2 separate regions of the Homo sapiens genome follow, and region 2 is linked to region 1. A link is an interaction called in ENCODE POLR2A ChIA-PET data of the cell type or tissue named here. Cell type or tissue: K562. All regions are shown on one strand. Links, peaks and the distances in the headings refer to the core of each region. The heading gives the core; the rest is flanking DNA.

Region 1 (8,187 bases), core at 2,047-6,046:
TATAAGGCTTTTATGATTAGAATATTTGTGAATTCAAGTGCTGAAACACACTCAGCATTGTCCCCACTTCATCTGACTTAGGGCCCCCTTCCTGCTGGCATTGTGTTCCTTCTACAGGGAATGTCCTTCCCGCCGTTTTAGCTCAGGAATTGGATCCTCCTCAGTGCCAGCTCAGTCACGTTTTCTTTTAAAGCTGCCTAGTGGATTGAGGCTCCCCTTCTCTGTAAACCCTCGGGGTGTTTAACACCTCTGGCATGTATTACACTTTTCTGTCTACTTGTCTTATTTTCCTGAAGACAGAGGCTTCCTTTTTCTGACCAGTGCCTAGACTGTAGTAAAGGTTTTATGGCCTTAACCATTGCAGAAGTTCTCATCAGCCATCACATGAAAGTAACATGGATCCTGAATTTAAACTATTTGAGCTCAGGAATAAGAGAAAAGGCCCTGACTGATCTTCCTTTGAAGAAAGATATCCCTACAGTACCTCAGCATTTCAATAAATTATTGATTCTTTTTTTCATTGAGGGTCCATTTCAACCATTGAAAAAATCGCCTCAATAATAGAAAGTTAAATAATGATGCCATTAAAAATCAAGTACAATATTAATTATATTTAGCACCAGTTTAACTCTTGTCTAATGATTCGAAAATCACATGTGATCTATGCTGTGCTATTCAAGGAGTCCAAAGGCAGGGACATTTTTATAGCAGGAAGGAAGTTAGGCGATTTATTGGACTGCTTATAAAAAGAACTAAATGCAATTTAGATTGGATAATGTATTTCCAAGTTAATTAGATTGTAGGGTATTGCGTACAAAACCATTGCCTGGGACGAACTTGCAGCAGCAGCAGCAGCTTTAAAATTGATTCTCCTGATTTACTTGTAACAGCAATGCTTGTGGCTGGAGCTCTTCTAAGGAAATATGCTCTGATTTATTTTCCTTTCTGTCCTACATGTTGTAATGTAAAATTCTGTAATTTATCTCATTAGCTGTTATCTGTGACTCTCTATATATTCTTGCATATCTGAAAATATAACAGGTTTTCAGAGTTAGCACTACTGACTGAAGTTTGTAGGCTTCAATAATTTAGGCCCAGGTTTTTGTTTTGTTTTATGGTCTTCTGGCATTGAAGGCCAGTGGAGAGGTCACCCTATATTCTGTAAGGTTCAGTTGTTGATGTGATACTGGGTAAAAAATTAAGAGAAGAGAAGGTGGAAAAAGATGGGTATGGGAATTTAAAAATCAAATAAGAGATTGCATGTGTGATTGTGGACTTCTGTACTCTTGGAGGCGAATCCTATAGCAAAAATAGACTTGCATTCTTTCACTTAGGATTAACTCTGCCTGTTCTGCTGAAGTTGCCCCTGTTGTGCTTTTCCCATTTTTTCTTGTAAGTAGATGAGAAAGTCCTTCATGGGTCTTGTCTGCTTACAAAATACAAGGATGGTTGTGTTCTTTTAAAACTAAAATTTGGTTGACCGAACGCTGAACTAGCTTTTATTACTACAATTTAGTTGGTGGCCAAATCATTATAACTTTGTATTCAAAATTGTCTGTGGCTCCAACCAACGTAGTTTGACGGTGACCGATCACCAACTTGGTCTGTTTTTGTTTGTTTGTTTTTAGACAGAGTTTTGCTCTCGTTGCTTAGGCTGGTGTGCAATGGCGCGATCTCAGCTCACTGCAACCTCTGCCTCCCGGGTTCAAGTGATTCTCCTGCCTCAGCCTCCCGAGTAGCTGGGACTACAGGCATGTGCCACCACGCCCGGCTAATTTTCTTGTATTTTTAGTAGAGACAGCGTTTCACCATGTTGGTCAGGCTGGTCTCAAACTCCTGACCTCACTGATTCTCCTGCTTCAGCCTCCCAAAGTGCTGGGATTACAGGAGTGAGCCATAACATGCCTGGCCTTTTAAAAATTTGTTATAAACAGAGTCTCACTGTCTCCCAGGCTGGAGTGCAGTGGCATGATCATAGCTCACTGTAGCCTCAACCTCCTGGGCTCAAACGATCCTCCTGCCTCAGCCTCCCAAGTAGCTAGGACTACAGGTGTGCACCACCACACCCAGCTAATTTTGAAAATTTGTTTTGTAGAGACAGGGTCTTGCTATGTTGCCCAAGCTGGTCTTGAATTCCTTGCCTCAAGCAATCTTCCTGCCTCAGCCTCCCAAAGTGCTGGGATTATAGGCATGAGCCATTGCACCTTGCCCTTCTTCTGTTTTAAAGTGAACTATTTTGCACATGTTTGTACAGACATAAAACATTTCATCCTACTAGGTGCATTTTCTTCAAGACAGATCCCCCATCCTTCTTAGGGAGAGCTACAGAAAGAACAAACAAAGGGTGGAGAGGGAGGCTGGAGAGCCTCCGACTGTCCCAGGAATCTGCCTCCTCGGTGGCCGGGTAGCCAGTCCTCAGCCCAAGGCCTCCCTCAGTCATCCAGAAACCCTGTGCTGGCACTGCCTGGTTTTCCCTGTCCAGGACCAGTATAGTTGGTTTTTGTTCCTCCTACATTTTCAGAAGACTCTATCCAACTCACTGCTATATACAAAAATAGTAATATAGTGAGGAAGCTTTCAATTCCAATTAAATAGATTTCTCCTCTCAGCCAGGCCTCTGCTCAAACCACCTCCAGGGCAGCCTCCCTGCTCCCTCTCTTCAAAAAGACCCCCTTGCTGTTGCTCTGGCTCTCGCTCAACACTGTTTTTTACTTCACGGAATTTCACTACCTCACGTTATCAGGTAGTTCCTGTCACAGATACTGAGATACAGGTTGAGTACTCCTTATCTGAAATGCTTAGGACCAGAATTGTTGTGGATTTCAGATTTCTTTTTAATTTCAGAATATTTGCATTGTATCAGGTGAGCATCCCAAATCTGAAAATTCGAAATACTCCAATGAATATTTCCTTTGAGCATCTTGTTGGCACTCCAAAAGTCAGATTTTGGAGCATTTTGGGTTTCAGATTTTCAGATTAAGGATACTTCACCTGTATTTATTCTCTCCCTGCCACGCCAGGATGTAAGCTCTACAAGGGCAGAGAATGTATTTGATTCATTGTCAGTCCCCTTATAACTAGCATGGATCTGTCCATTTGTATACATTTAGCAAATATTTATCTAATGACTAACAGCTCAGTAGATAAAAAAATGATTGGCTGGACGCATGGCATGTCTTGTGTACTAGCAGGAGGAGAGGTGGCAGAGTAAGGAACGGGCACCAGGCCTTGATTGCCACACTCCCTGGTGGGAGGTGAGGCAGGGCTGGCCCGCATCTTTTCCTTTCCGGGGCTCAGCCTCAGCATTGAGGGGGAGAAGCCAGAGGAGAAGCCTGCCCCTCCATGGGCCACTCGCCTCCAGCACTGTGGCCTAGAGTTTGTCCTTTCCAGCTGAGCAGTGGTTCTCCCTGTTCCACCAGACCCACACTCCCTGAAATGCAGCTCAGTTTCTTGCACTTTTGCCTCAGATTTAGACGTGTAAAATATGTGAACCTCCCTATGCAAATTAAGATTTGAATGTCATCTGCTTCACAGTTCTAGCCATCAGTTCTAAAAATAGTCGTTTTATGGGATTTGAGAAAGAGATTAAGACCGCAAACTTACAATTGAGTTTTTCCCTAGCAGACAGCAGCTGTTCAAACACAACGTGAATCTGGGAGCTTTGAAGAGCTGTGCTGTTCTGCTGCGGCTCAGCCTAGTAGGCGGAGGTTCTTAGGGAGGAGGTACCTTCAGCATGGGTGAGGTCTGTGGGCCTGCAGACAGTGTGTTCATGTTCTGCCATCACCCATGAACCTAGAGGACAGAGTGATGGAAATTGATGACTGTGAGGTGGCAAAATCAGGACTAGCGTTAGTGAACGCCCCGCCCCGTGTCTGTGGCCACATGCAGTTAGCGCCATTTGACTCTTGTTCTTGCCAAAACTACAGAACATTTGTAGCGAGGGCTTTATAGGCTGGAATACCAGTAAACAGCCAGGGAAAAATTAACACCAGCAGAAATGTGACTTTTAAAAAGTAAGATGACCTGTTAGGGACTTTCTGTGGACTTACAGGGGTCCTGAGAAGTCATACCCTGCTGCCTCACTTCTGACCAAACAGTCATCACAGTCATTCATTTCCCCAGGTCAGTGATGACTCAGAATCTTCAGACAAGAGGGGCAGTTCTTGTTATCTGTCACTCCTTCCCCGTTTTTCTAGCACAGCCTTAAAATTATTATGGCAAAGGTACCAGCGTTTATTTTGCTGCTTTATCATCTTACATGGACTATATGCTACACAAACTAAATTAAATTAAATCAATGTGTCCGTGCCCTGCCCTCTCCCAGAGTAAGTTTTCACTTACTTGGGCAAGTAAATGAGTGCTGCACCCTAATTAATTTAATGTAAATTCCTGTGTTGGTGTTCTTGTCCCATTCTTAGAAGAGGGGATTTCCTGGTAACGTTGCCCTAGATAATAATTATTCCTTTGAGACCCTGCAGACCTCACTTCTCCAGGCTAAATAATTTCAGCCCTTTTTCTCCCAGGTTCTAATGTTCCATCCTTTAATCTTTCGCGTCTTCTCACTCCTGCTTGGCTGAGAATTCCAAGTCGTCCGAGCGAATGCGCTACCTGGTTTGGAGTCACACCATCCTCCCTCGCCTTCGAGATGTGCCAGCGACTGTGTTCCGTGTTCATCCAACCATGCTACCTGCCTAATTACCTGTGGGCTCTCTTCTGCTGTGATGAACCCCGCAGATCATTTATTTATATGCTGTGTAAACAGCCTGTTTCTCTTCCTATTTGCCTTTTCTATAGACATGTTTGGTTTGTTTCTGAGTAAAGCAGCTTTGACCAAATGGACTAAGGGGCCATCTGGGGCTCACGATTTTGTATGTGATGGACAAATGGTTAAATTTTTCAGTGGAGTATTACGCATTCTTTAGGCTGTGGTATCAATATGTTGGCACTTCAGAGAGTCAGCACCATGTAGTAAGATAAGGACCAGCAGTGGAGCTGGGGAGGGATGAGAATCACAGCTCTTCCACCATTTATTACTATAACAAGGTACCTAGCCTGCCTTAGCCTCTCTAACCTCATATGTTAGATGAGAATAATGTTATTCATGTGGGAGAGTAGAACGGATGCAGTGAATTCAGGTATGTGAGCATTTGATGTGCTTGCTGTTGGAATGTAGTTTTGCAGACAAGGTTGTTTTTGTCAGGATGGGTGGTAATTATATATATAAAGGTAACAAAGCTGATTTTCATCTAGTTGAAGGTCTGTGTGAGTGGTTTAAGTTCTTGGTACAAAGATATAAGAGACACATACTTATGATAATTTTATATAAAATATATCATCAACTGTTATACAGAGATAGTTACTATGAAAAGCAGAACTAGGAGGGAGGAGGACAGAGGATAAATACAGAGTGTCTGCCTTTCAGATAGCTGGACTAAAGAGGAATGGGAAATTAGAGGGAAGAAGTGTCTGATGTTTCTGCAGCCAGTCAGGTTGTGCTCATTGAAAACTGTTTTTCCAAACAACCTCATTAAAAAGTGGGCAAAGGACATGAACAAATACTTTTCAAAAGAAGACATACATGCAGCCAACAAGCATATGAAAAATGCTCAACATCATGAACCATTAGAGAAATGCAAATCAAAACCACAGTGAGATACTATCTCACACCAGTCAGAATGGCCATTATTAAAAAATCAAAGAATAATAGATGTCGGCATGGTTGCAGAGAAAAGGAAACGCTTCTACACTGCTAGTGGGAGTGTAAATTAGTTCGGCCATTGTAGAAAACAGTGTGGCAATTCCTCAAAGAATTGAGAACTAACGTTCGACCCAGCAATCCCATTACTGGGTATATACCCAAAGGAATATTTGTTCTATCATAAAGACCCATGCATGCATATGTTCATTGCAGCACTATTCACAATAGCAAAGATATGGAATCAACCTAAATGCCCATCAGCAGTAGACTGGATAAAGAAAATGTGATACATAAACACCATGGAATACTATGCAGCCATAAAAAAGAACAAGATCATGTCCTTTACAGGAACATGGATAGAGTTGGAGGCCACTATCCTTAGCAAACTAACGTAGGAACAAAAAAACCAAATACCATATATTCTCACTTCTAAGCCGGACCTGAATAACAAGAACACATGGATACAGGAAGGGGAACAACTTGAGGGTGGAGAGTGGGAGGAGGGAGGAGGGAGAAGATCAGAAAAAATGCCTGTCGGGTACTATGCTTATTATCCAGGTGACAAAATTACCTGTACACCAAATCCCTGTGACACAGTTTACCTATATAACCTGCTTGTGTACCCCTGAACATAAAAGTTAGAAACAAAAATAAAACCATTTTTTGGGGGACTTGAGCTCTAAGTTATGAATATTGTCTTAGGGGGCTCAGAGGTAAAGGGACAGCAGCGTATCTTTAAGATCAAGCATGATTTTGTTACTAATAGAGCCTCTGTCCTAACCTGTACTTTTGGGGGTTGACGATACCAGAGTAATTTTTCTGTGCATTTTCTGTGTGTTGGTTTGCCCTGTCTTCAGCAGTGATTATGTATTTCTGTAAGTTAATAGGTCCCTTTGTGTGGGGCCTGCCCCCTGTGTGGAATCATCTCATATGGAGACATGTCCTGGAAGTGTCCCAGAAGCCCCTAGACTTGAGTTTTCCAGACTCCTTGGCCAACAAACACGGCCCTCCCCTGGGGACTGTGGCCATCACCCCACCCTGCAACTGCCTGGCCTCCTGTGGTAGAAAGGGAAGATGAATGATCATCAGCGCTCCATCTGTCTGGATCGGAATGAACAAATCTCTTGCTGCTTCTCCGTCACGACCCTTCACCTTTCTTTCTCCCTTGGCTAGATGGCACCCCTGAGCTTTGGATTTTTTTTTATTATAAGAATTTTCTAACTTGCATATTTGCATTTTGGCCTGCATTCTCAAAGATAATGATGGCCATGACCCTAGCGAGGCTACCACAGGAACCGTGTTCTCCTCAATCGCCTTTCCAGGGAGCTTTCTTTCCCTGCACCGTCAGTGCCAAGGGAGGCTGAAAATGCAGTGACTGTGGGTTATATACTGTGATGGCCCCAGAAGGGCTGTGACTCCATCACCTCCTGTAATCCTCACAGGGTCCCCACTCATGAGAAAAGGGGGAGGCTTCTAGGGGTTATGGATAGTCCCCAGGTCACACAGCTGGTAAGACCAAGTCCATTGTTGATCTGACTCTGGACGGAAGGGAAGGGCCATCTGGTCTACCTCATCACCACCTCCCCAAGCCATGGGAACCACCCTTGGGTAATTTGGGAATCTAGAAAAACAGCCCTTCAGTAAGGAATGTGAGTTACTGCACCACAAGGTGATTGCCCCTACTAGTAGAAACCTTACTACCCAGAGCTCAGTTGGGTTTCATGACCCCAAATTAAATGAAATATAATACAGGTAAACAAACTTTATAAAATTATTCCAATGCTTTAATGCTCTGGCCTGGGGACCTAATTACTTTTATTTTATTTTGTTTTATTTTTAAGATGAGAATCTCGCTGTATTGCCCAGGCTGGTCTTTCAGCCTGGCCTCATGCAATCTTCCCACCTTGGCCTTCTAAAATGCTGAGATGACAGCCTTATGCCACCATGCCCAGCCCTCTAGCCAATTTTCAATAAACATACTGAATTTTCGTAATATAGTGTCTAACATTCTCTACTGTGCTTTTAAAACCAGTATTCTCAAAACAGCTTATTTTATTTTGCTCGAGACAAGTGTGCATTATCCCTTTTTGCTTCCCACAAGAGCAAAAGCTTAAGCATTGTCTTCCCTTCACTTCCTGCCAGCGCCCCATCATCTCCATCTGCTGGGGTCACCGGGATTCGAGGCTGTTGATGGCATCAGGACCAGCCCTGTACGTGGTGCGTGTGGAGCACCGGGTGTCCAGCCTGCAGCTGCTGTGCCAGCAGGCCATCGCCAGCACCTTGCGTGAGGACAAGGACGTCAGCAAGCTGACTCTGCCCCCCCGCCTCTGCTCCTACCTCTCCACTGCCTTCATCCCCACCATCAAGGTAAAGCCCTCCACCCCTCCCTCTTCCTCCTCCCTCACCTGTGCTGGCTCCCCACAGAGCCAGGGCAGAGACAGGTGAGGGTACCAGAGTGAGCACATGGGGCCATGTGCAGCTGTGCAGGA
Region 2 (4,000 bases), core at 1-4,000, 110 kb before region 1:
GGCCAAACAGTCTCATGAATTATTGATCGCAGAAGATGTCCAAAGTATTGTGGCCTCTGCAGAAGCTTTTCCAGTTTTATTTGCCTTCCCAATTCTTATTTTCTAAGCTGGACTTTGCTTTTGGATTGAAAAAAAAAAATCTGAATAACGCTTTGGGTCCTGTTGGCTCCAAGACCACATCCATGGGAATGGAGTTGGCCACTGTCACCTCTTTTCTTTCTCAGTACCCACCTGCTTTCCTCTGACCTGGCTTCAGAGACCTGGATGCTCCCGGAAACAGCTTCTTGGGCACTGAGGACTCATTTGTACTTTCTCTTAGGAAGTTATAACATATTGTTCAGCAAGCTATTTTAATGTGGCCCAGAGGGGACTCAAGAGGGTAGGAGGAGGAGTCGTCAGCCAGAAGGAGGTAGAATTCACTTTTTTACAAGCTTCTAAAGTCTCTTCATAGATGATTGCTGGAATTGTTTGTTTGTTTGTGTTTTACGAATGATGTTTAATAAAGAACTGCCAAAACTGCAGTTAGCATTTTTTGAAAAATAAATAACTTAGTAAAGAAGCAGCCATATGGTATCTGTTTAGAACTGGAAGTGCAGAATCTGTTTTCAAAAATAGACCTACAAAAAGACTGAACACAAACCAAAAACCCTTCCACCTTAATAAAAATAATTCATGGTTAATTTTTTTAAAGATGTATGAATTTAAAACTTTTACAGCTAGTACATTAAATTTGGCAAGTAGAAATTCTGAGGAAGAATGAATTTGATTCCGTCAGGTGGTTCTCAAAGATTCTTTTATTGTGAACTTTCTAAGTAGAAGAAAGAATTGTAAGGCCGGTGCGGTGGCTCACACCTACAATCCCAGCACTTTGGGAGGTTGAGGTGGGAAGATCACTGAAGTTCTGGGTTTTCCATCCAAATATCCCACTTCAGGAACTGCAGGAGTTTGAGACCAGCCTGGGCAACATGGTGAAACCCTGTCTCTACAAATAATACAAAAAAAAAAAAAAATCAAATCTGGGCGTGGTGGGATGTGCCTGTAGTCCCTCCCAGCTACTCGGGAGGCGAGGTATGAGGATCACCCAAGCCCATAGATCGAGGCTGCAGTGAGTCACTCCAGCCTGGGTGACCCTGTCTCCAAAAAAAAAAAAAAAAAAAAAAGGAGCTTCCTGAATCTGACAGATTGAGTTGTACGTGGACATTTGAGCTTTCCGTAAATTTTCTTTCTGTGATTCCTCTTGATTGGTTTGTCTGTAAAAGATTATCATTATCTGAAGAGTAATTATCTAAAAGTATGATTTGAATTTTTGCATAAAAAATTATCATTAATGGTAAAATGATTTGTATCGGAATTGAGTTGTTTTCTTCATTTTAACTTCATTTATTTATTTATTTGAGACAGAGTCTCGCTGTCACCCAGGCTGGAGTGCAGTGGCGTGATTTTGGCTCACTACAGCCTCCACCTCCAAGGTTCCAGCGATTCTCATGCCTCAGCCTCCCAAGTAGCTGGGTAGTTTAACTTCTTGATTCAGCAAAATGTTCTTAGCCCTTTTGAACAGCATGTGACAGGCCATTTGTCTTATAAAGCATATCAGGAATCTATCTCTAGTAGTGTTTCACGGCATTTGTGAACTGGGGTAGTTAACTCAGTTGGTTAAACCCCTCTGTTGGAGCTTCAGCCCCTGGATTGACTGGTTCATTTCTTTCAGTTTTCTGCACACAGAGCCTTCGTCTTAAAAGAGGAATGGATCCTCACAGATCCATCCCAGTTATGAAAGCAATTTCAGGGTATACAGCCTGGGGATGGAATGTATGTCAGTACCATTTTCATTAAAATATACACACATACTCTCTTTTTCTTTTTTAAATACATAAAAATTACATACAGTTGTTGCCTATGGTGGGACAAGCAAGAAATTTAACATTTTTAATCTTTGTAGTAATTGCATAGTATTTAATAGATTATTTTATCATGTAGTCTAGGTCTCTGTGCAGCCATAACCTCACAGAAAAATGTGCTATGATGTAGTTTAACCTGTCTTGAAGGTGTTTGTTGGAGTTATTTTATTTTATAGTGCCACAGAAATGTGCCAAATTTCAAGAAGTGTCTCTATTTATATCTTATTAGAATTCATTTAAAAAATACAAATAGATTTTCATGCAAAGGTCATGATTATAACTTCAAAAGAGCCTTTATTTTATGCAGCTTTTATTTTGTTATAATGTCTTACAGGGAATGTCATTTTACAAGGGAGGAAAATTGAGTATCAAGCTGCTTTGAGTGACTGGGCTCAGTGGCTCACACCTAGAAATTCCAGAACTTTGGGAGGCCAGACTGGGAGGATCGCTTGAGCCTAGGAGTTTGAGACCAGACTAGGCAACATAGTGAGACCCTGTCTCTACAAAAAATTAAAAAATAAAATAATAGCTGGATATGGTGGCATGCCTGTAGTGCCAGCTACTTGGAAGATTGAGGTGAGATCATCACTTAAGCCAGGGACATCACGGCTGAAGTGAGCCTTGATTATGTCACTGCACTTCATCCTTGGGCAACAGAGTGAGACCTGGTCTCAAAATAAAAGGAGGCTTTAAGTTAGCCTCTGATTCACAATGAGGCAGAAATGGGATCCTGAGACGCAGAGCATTCATTTGGGTGGAAAACCTTGTTATATTTTGCACTGGGACATTTTCACATGAGATTTTCAAAGGCGGGAGCTGAAGTGGTGTGTTTTTAAAAGCAAGGTACAGAACAGACAATGCTATCATTTGGTTTTAGAAAATCTATACGTGTTTGCTTCTACATGCATGGAATATCTCTGGAAGGATATGCAAGAAACTGGTAATAGTGGTTGCCTCTGGGAAGAGAACTAGGTGGCAAGCAGACAGAGGGGGAGGGAGATTTGCTTTCTCTGCATCCCTTTTCCATCTTTGACTTTTGTACCATGTACATGAGATGCACATTCAAAAAATAAATAACAGTCTGGTTGCAGTGGCTCAAGCCTATAATTCCAGCACTTCAGGAGGCCGAGGCAGGCAGATAGCTTGAGCCCCAGGAGTTTGAGACCAGCCATGGTCTCAAACTAGGGCAGCATGGAGAAACCCCATCTCTATAAAAAATACAAAAACTAGCTGGGCATAGCTGGGCATCGTGGCGCATGCCAGTGGTCCTGGCTACTTGGGAGGCTGACACAGGAAGATCACTTGAGCCCTGGAGGTCGAGGCTGCAGTGAGTCAAGGTCATGCCACTGGCCCGGCATGGTGGCTCACGCCTGTAATCCCAGCACTTTGGGAGGCTGAGGCGGGCGGATCACCTGAGGTCAGGAGTTCGAGACCAGCCTGGCCAACATGGCGAAACCCCATCTCTACTAAAAATACAAAAATTAGACGGGTGTGGTGGCAGGCACCTGTAATCCCAGCTACTCAGGAGGCCGAGGCAGGAGAATCACTTGAACCCAGGAAACAGAGGCTGCAGTGAGCCAAGATCGTGCCATTGCACTCCAGCCTGGACAACAAGAACAAAACTCCATCTCAAAAAAAAAAAAAAAAAAAAAAAAAAGATTGTGGCACTGCACTCCAGCCTGAATGACAGAGCAAGCCTCTGTCTCAAAAAGCAAAAATAATAAATAATAAAAATACCCAAATTACATAAGTCTTCAGAGTGGACTTATTCAAACATAATGAAATCTGTTTGTATTTCTTGTTTCTTTTACTTGAGAGGTATTATTAGGGAACATTATTATGAACTGCATATGGAAGATAATCTTGAAACTGTTCATCAGAGAATTGATTCAAAGTGGTATATTAGGACAGAAAACCCAGATACCCAAGTTTAAGCAGGGGTACCCTCACTAGATTGTTGGGGCAAATTGTGCAGAGGTGACAAAATGTGGGTGGAGTCAGATAGTAGCTCTGACATTAGGCAGTTTATTTGAAGTCTCTGTTTCTCCATTTTCTCTTCTAGAAAACAGGGCAAATGTGGTAGACATCCACTGTTTTTGACA

What was found. Peaks named below come from ENCODE experiments on the same cell type or tissue, not always from the same donor. Only the 100,000 strongest peaks of a DNase experiment are listed, where the experiment ranks them.
Region 2: POLR2A ChIA-PET joins it to region 1 with 5 read pairs; 5 of 35 experiments call an interaction of 5 or more read pairs at or near these places.

Annotation. Positions count from the first base shown.
Region 1 is chr6:158,471,911-158,480,097 of GRCh38, forward strand. It overlaps TULP4 (TUB like protein 4), which reads left to right. Exons shown (of 14, transcript NM_020245.5): 7 at 7,841-8,065. Among named protein-coding and RNA genes, the nearest start is that of TMEM181, 84 kb to the right of the region's middle. RefSeq lists enhancers at 2,850-3,422, 3,470-3,519, 3,840-3,919, 3,940-4,019, 7,441-7,942. In K562, for the core only: no CTCF peak of the experiment used is centred there; DNase peaks (open chromatin) are centred at 3,781 and 4,141.
Region 2 is chr6:158,366,929-158,370,928 of GRCh38, forward strand. The region is part of intron 1 of TULP4 (TUB like protein 4); the gene reads left to right. Among named protein-coding and RNA genes, the nearest start is that of SNORA116, 46 kb to the left of the region's middle. In K562, for the core only: no CTCF peak of the experiment used is centred there; no DNase peak of the experiment used is centred there.